Regions from separate parts of the Mus musculus genome. Here region 1 is linked to region 2. A link is a loop called in an ENCODE intact Hi-C map of the cell type or tissue named here. Cell type or tissue: heart. All regions are shown on one strand. Each heading gives the region's core, and the rest is flanking DNA. Links, peaks and the distances in the headings are about the cores only. Region 1 has its middle 39 kb from the start of Rnf130. Region 2 has its middle 6.7 kb from the start of Mir804.

Evidence for each region. Hi-C counts contacts between places; a loop is a spot of excess contacts. Peaks named below come from ENCODE experiments on the same cell type or tissue, not always from the same donor. Only the 100,000 strongest peaks of a DNase experiment are listed, where the experiment ranks them.
Region 1: a loop joins it to region 2, with 4 times the contacts of the local background. A loop is called at or near these places in 8 of 42 quality-filtered maps.

What each region holds. Positions count from the first base shown.
Region 1 is chr11:49,985,067-49,987,981 of GRCm38, reverse strand. No RefSeq gene overlaps it. Among named protein-coding and RNA genes, the nearest start is that of Rnf130, 39 kb to the left of the region's middle. In heart, for the core only: CTCF peaks have their summits at 1,411 and 1,611 (motif pointing left); no DNase peak of the experiment used is centred there.
Region 2 is chr11:50,363,145-50,366,059 of GRCm38, reverse strand. No RefSeq gene overlaps it. Among named protein-coding and RNA genes, the nearest start is that of Mir804, 6.7 kb to the right of the region's middle. In heart, for the core only: CTCF peaks have their summits at 1,098 and 1,297 (motif pointing right); a DNase peak (open chromatin) is centred at 1,319; H3K27me3 peaks cover 419 bases.

The DNA of each region.
Region 1 (2,915 bases), core at 248-2,747, 380 kb after region 2:
AACAAGTTAATTGGGATACACTTGTACATTTTTATGGAGTACAGGATGATAATTTGATGTTCCTGTAAAATGTGGAATGTCCCAGTCAGGGTAATTAGCATTTCAACTGCAAGGCCAGAGCACTGGAGCCCGAGACAAAGGAAATGTGTGACCCTGGCTAGAAAATACTGATCCTTGGGCCATCAAGATGGCTCAGGGGGTATGAGTGATTCACACACAAGGTTGGTAGCTAGAATTTGACCCCTGGACCCCATGGCTGAGAGAGGTCAGACTCCAAAAATTTGCTCTCTGGTCTGTAATACTGCTGGCCCTCTCTCATAGCATAATAATTTAAAAAATGGTACTACGTGGATTCACTCTTCATTAACTTTTTCTTTTTAAATTGCAATCTGTCATGGTAGCCCAGACCTGCGATCCCAGCATTCCTAAGGCCCAAACACTCAGATTGTAAGTTCCAGGCCAATTTGAGCTCACAGCAAGATTCTGTTTTGTTTTTTAAAAAATATTTCACTCAGCTGGGCATAGTGGCTCATGCCTGTGACCCCAGCATTCCAGAAACAAGAGGATAATTTCAAGTTCCAGGCCAGCCTGCTCTTTATGGCAGGTTGTAGACCAGTTAGGGCTACATAGGAAGAACGTATCTTTAAATTAAAAAAAAGAAAAATCGTATTAATCTGAGTCGTGGGCACTCTACTAAATTTTGCACCAGGTTTGTGACAGGCCCAGTCACCCAAGTCCCTTCTGGAACATAAGCCTCAGGCAGACATCATAGTCTCCACACATTCAGCGCACCCCCCCCCCACACACACACACTCCTTGCAGAAAGTTCAGGAAAGAAGTTAGTGTGCAAGGAGTACTTCCATCAGCCGTCACTGTTTAGCCTTCATTTTACAGCGGGCCCTCCATCTGTGAAGCCGAATCTAAAAGCAAGCAGGGAGAAAGATCTCCTCATGAGATTGGGCAGTAAGACCAGATCTCAGGAAGGGCAAGGTGGAAAGGAGGGAATAGATTCCAGGACATTGTGGGAGCGGGGGACTGGGGGGTGGGGGGGTGGGGCGTTAGGTTTGGGCCCAGAGTGGAGCTACTGTCTGGTCAAGACACCCTTGGCTGTGTCCCAAGCGTGTGCTGGAGCTGTGTAGGGGGCAATGGGGAGAGGGTGCCTCCTGGTGGCTCTACATAGGACTGCTCACTCTGCAAGCCTCCATAGCAAAAAACTATAGTTTTTTTAAAAATAAAAATAAAAATAAAAAAGAAGGGGCATAGACTTGATGAAGCCACACAGACCTCAGCAATCAGGATATCATTTTAATGCAATACAAAAAGAGAAAAGAAAAGAAAAAAAGGAAAAAGAAAATCAATGTGTAAGCTACCGCTTATGGGTTGGCCTCTTTATTGGAAATTTGGCAAAAAACCAGAGGGCATATGTCTCTGGTGCCTGCGACATTTCACAGAAAAGCACCAATAAGGGATTGGCTGGAGACATAGCTATTTGGGAAAGCAATTTGCAGCATATCTTCAGATCTAAAACCTTGGTCCTAGCATCCACACTGAGGCAATTAACAACAGCCTATAACTCCAGCTCTAGGGGATATGTCGCCCTCTTTTGGCCTCCGTGGGTACTGCACTCGTACACCCACCACATTTCAACTAAAAATAAAATATTAATAATTAAGGCCATGCTGTCTCCTTCTCATGCAGCGGTCGCCTGCTGGCTTCACCATGTTCTTAGGTTTCCTTTTTTCTTTTCCACCTGACACACTGACCACCTTTCTACAAAATAACAGGATTGTCAGAAACTATGACTCTTCAATGGCCCCTGAGGTACTTTTCCTATATCCTCGCAACAAAATATGGAACAGAAGTGACTTACATAAAGAAAGACTTATTCTGACCATCGTCTTATTCCATCCTACTGGGGAAGACATGGTAAAGTTCATGGTGATGACAGCAGAGGCTCAGGCAGAGACCCCGTTCAGTGTTCAAGGTTTGTCTCCAAGGATTCACTTCTAAAGGTTCTATATCCTCACGAACTAGGACCACCAGCTGATGACCAAGTGTTCAAACACATGAGCCCAGGAGGGATGCTTCACACTCAAATCGTGATAGCTCTCAAAGACCCATAAGGTGAGAGCCGAGTCCTCTGCACACACCAGCTACCTGTCTGGCTTCCATCACTGGGATAAATACCTGAACGAAATATCTAAATAGAAGAAGGATTTTGGCTTGCGGTTTGAGAGGATACTGACCACCATGACGGGGAGGGCATGGTAGTGGGGGTGGCCAGAACACAGTAGGAACACAGAGAGGTCCAGAGCAGGGCCAAGCTATGAGCCTCAAAGCCGGTCCCCCAGTGACTCACCTCCACCTGCTAGGTTCTGCCTCCTAAAGATCCCACAACCCCCACAACATCTCACCAATGGGGAACCATGTGAGTCTACAGGGGACATTTCCTACAAGCTACAATATCCTCCCAGAGGCCCAAAGGCTTGGCTGCCAGCCTGTGGTGTTCTTGGAGGTGGCAGAACCTCTAGGGGGTAGGGCCAACTTGGAAGGAACTTATGCCTGTGGGTTCTTGCATATTGCGTGCTTTTGCTGCGACTCTGTCTTTTTACAGGAGCCAAGCAGCCATGTCTGAATCTCTGAGGCAAACCAAAGTAAGGCTTCCCTCCTGATGGCTGGTTTAGTTCAGGCATGTTGTCACAGTGACAGACAGCCGAGGAGTACACCCTTACACTGTCACACATTTGACCAGAGGCCACTCCCCAACTCCAGCATCTTCCAGCCTATCTCTCTGGCCATATGGCCTCTAATATGATTATATCACAGCCATTCATATTATTGGAGTCCTCCTGTAGATGGTAAGTCACTTTTATCTTGCTTCATTTGAAACCTTTCTTTTTCTGTTTTGTACTTTT
Region 2 (2,915 bases), core at 104-2,603:
ACTCCGTTATTTCTGCTCATAGTACAAGGGTACATTCAATTCCTCATGACTGGGAAGAAAGCAGGACCTTGGATTAGCTGCTAGCACTTGGGTTTTGCCAGTTTATATCTTTAAATATCAAGACAGTAGAGGAAGGCCAGGCGTGACCGAAGGAATCGGGCATGAGAGGCAATGTCTGATGCAGTCTACTGAGTCAATTAGGACCAAATTGATAAGAGAGGTAAGGAACACGGGCCGAGCTAGGCTTAGTGTTTGAACACCTTTAATCTTTGCACTCAGGGAGCACAGGCAGGCAGATCTGTATGAATTCGAGGCTAGCCTGTTCTACCTAGTGAGTTCCAGGATAGCCAGGGCTGTTATACAGAGAAACCATGTCTCAAAATCAATGAACCAATCAGTCAATCAATCAATTGTGGGGTGGGGAAATGGCTCAGGGGCTAAGAACACTTGCTTTTCTTGCAAAGGATCCAGGTTCAATTCCTAGCACCCACAGTATTTCACAATTATCTGTAACTTCAGTTCCAGGAGATTCAATGCCCTTATCTGACATCTGCAGGCACTGCACCCACCTGGTCTTCCCCCATCCTCTGCTCCCTCAAATCTTTTTAAAAGTATCACATTCCTGGGGCTAGAGAGATGGCTCAGCAGTTAAGAGCACTGGCTGCTCTTCCAGAGGTCCTAAGTTCAATTCCCAAAACTACATTGGTGGCTCAGGACCATCTATCTATAAAGGGATCTGATGAGCTCTTCTGGCATACAGGCATACATACAGAACAACACATACATTTAAAACACACACACACACATTCAGCATCTACACATAACATGCACCCACACATACCAACTTTCCCCAGTTGTCTTACATGTTTTGCTGGCCTGTCACAGGGCAGTGGTCACAACCTGTTTCTCCCCTTTAACCTACACATGTTCTTGCAAGTCCTTCTGTTCCCAGATTGTCAGGTTGTGTTTCCTAGTAGACTGCTCGTCTGTTTTCCCCTCATAAGAGCTGAGCTCCTCAGGTGGGGAGATGGCTCAGGTGGTAAAGCTCTAGTACAACAAAGTTCAGTCCCCAGAACTCATATGAAAAAAAAAGCCAGGTGTGGTGGCATGTTCTGGCAGTCCTGGTGCTGGTGAGGCAGAGACAAGAAGATCTCTGTGGCCAGTTGGCCTGACCTACTTGTCAAGTTTCAAGCCGAGGAGAGACCTGCGTTTATTCCATTTTTATTATTTTTATGTGTATGGGTGGGTTTTGCCTGAATGTAAGGCTGTCACATACATGTAATACCCATATGGGCCAGGAGAGGGCATCAGATCGCCTGCAACAGAGGTAAAAGTGAGAGTGTGTGGGCTCTCAGTGCTGAATCCAGGTCTTCTACAAGTGCTCTTAACTGCTGAGCCGTGTCTCCTAAACTAGTTTTTATTTTTTATCATGTTTTTACTGTTTGTTTTCCATTTAATTATTTGTTTTTTTGAGTCAGGGTTTGTGTAGCCCTGGCTGTTCTGGAACTCACTCTGTAGACCAAGCTGGCCTCTAACGTACAGAGATCCATTTGCCTCCAAGTGATGGGATCGAAAGCCAGTGTTGTCACCCCCTGGCTAACTAACAGATTTTTACGATGAATTTCGCTCCTGTTTCTCGTGTCTTGTTAACCCAGGCTAGTCTGAAAAATTGGAAATCCAAAACACTGCAAAATCTAAAATGTTTTTGAGTGACTTAATTCACCAGAACAAAAATTGGCACTTTCATGGTTTGGATCTGCAATGTTCCCCAAAGGCCTTCAAGCTTGTTGTGTAGCAAAACGTTTCCTGGGGAGATGCAACACACGTGTGCTCATCCCACGTAGGGAACCCGAAACACACCAGAGTACAGGTATCGCTGAAGTCCAATCTGGTGGAACCAGTGAGTTTTATTGTGATGACTTACAGGAATATGGGTGAGGGGTCATTAAGGAGCAGACATGACTCAAAGACAGCTGCATCACCGAAGCCCAGCCCCAGCAAGAATGACAGCTCACAAAGCTGGGAACCTGGAGCACACTGCACAGCCTGCAGGCCACTCAACAGGCTGGAGAGTAGCCTTGCCAGGTCCTCTGTTGGTCTCAGCTTCTTCCAAGGTAGCTCAGCTGGTGTCTGCTTCCTCCAGACAGCTGGTCTGGTCTCAGAGTCTTGGAAGCCTTTCTCCTCTGAAAGTCTCTGTGCAGCTCAGCTTTTGTTTATGGGAGAGGGACTCTCATCTTTTATTGCTTACTCTGGCAGGGAGGGGCCTAGTGAATCTGGTCCATTTCAGGGACTTCCTGAAGCTCTTTGAGTTGTTTACCTCCCTGCTTAAGGAGCTTCCCTGCAAGATGGAATGTTTCAATCTCAGAGGAAACTTACACAACATAGCTAAAGACTGTAAACCTACAGGGAGGAGTCTTTAGGGGGTGGGACCTAGAAGGAGGCAGGAGGTCACTAGCCCTGTATCCCCCAGGGCATGTTGGATCCATCCTCTCTGCATTCTGACATCTGAACACAGCGGCTCCTCCAAGTGCTCTCACCATGCTACACTGTGCAACCATAGGACCCAGAGACTGTGGCTGAAACCTCTGACACTGTGGACTGGAACAAACCTTCCCACTCTGAGCTGTTATCTCCGAGCTAGGGAGATAGTTTAGTGGGCAGGGTGCTTACCTGGCACTGGAGAAGCCCAGAGTCTGATCCTCAGGCCTGGATAAATCAGGTGTTGTGGTGGTACACACCTGTAATCTCAGCACTTGGGGAACTGGGGCAGGAGGATTGCTGTGATTCTAACCAACAATAAGAGGGCTACCGAGTGCAACCTGGTTTTAAGGGGGAAAAAATCAAATAGGGGCTGAAACAGTGACTCAGTGGACCTTAGTTTGATCCCTAGAATCCACAAGGAGGCTCACAACCCA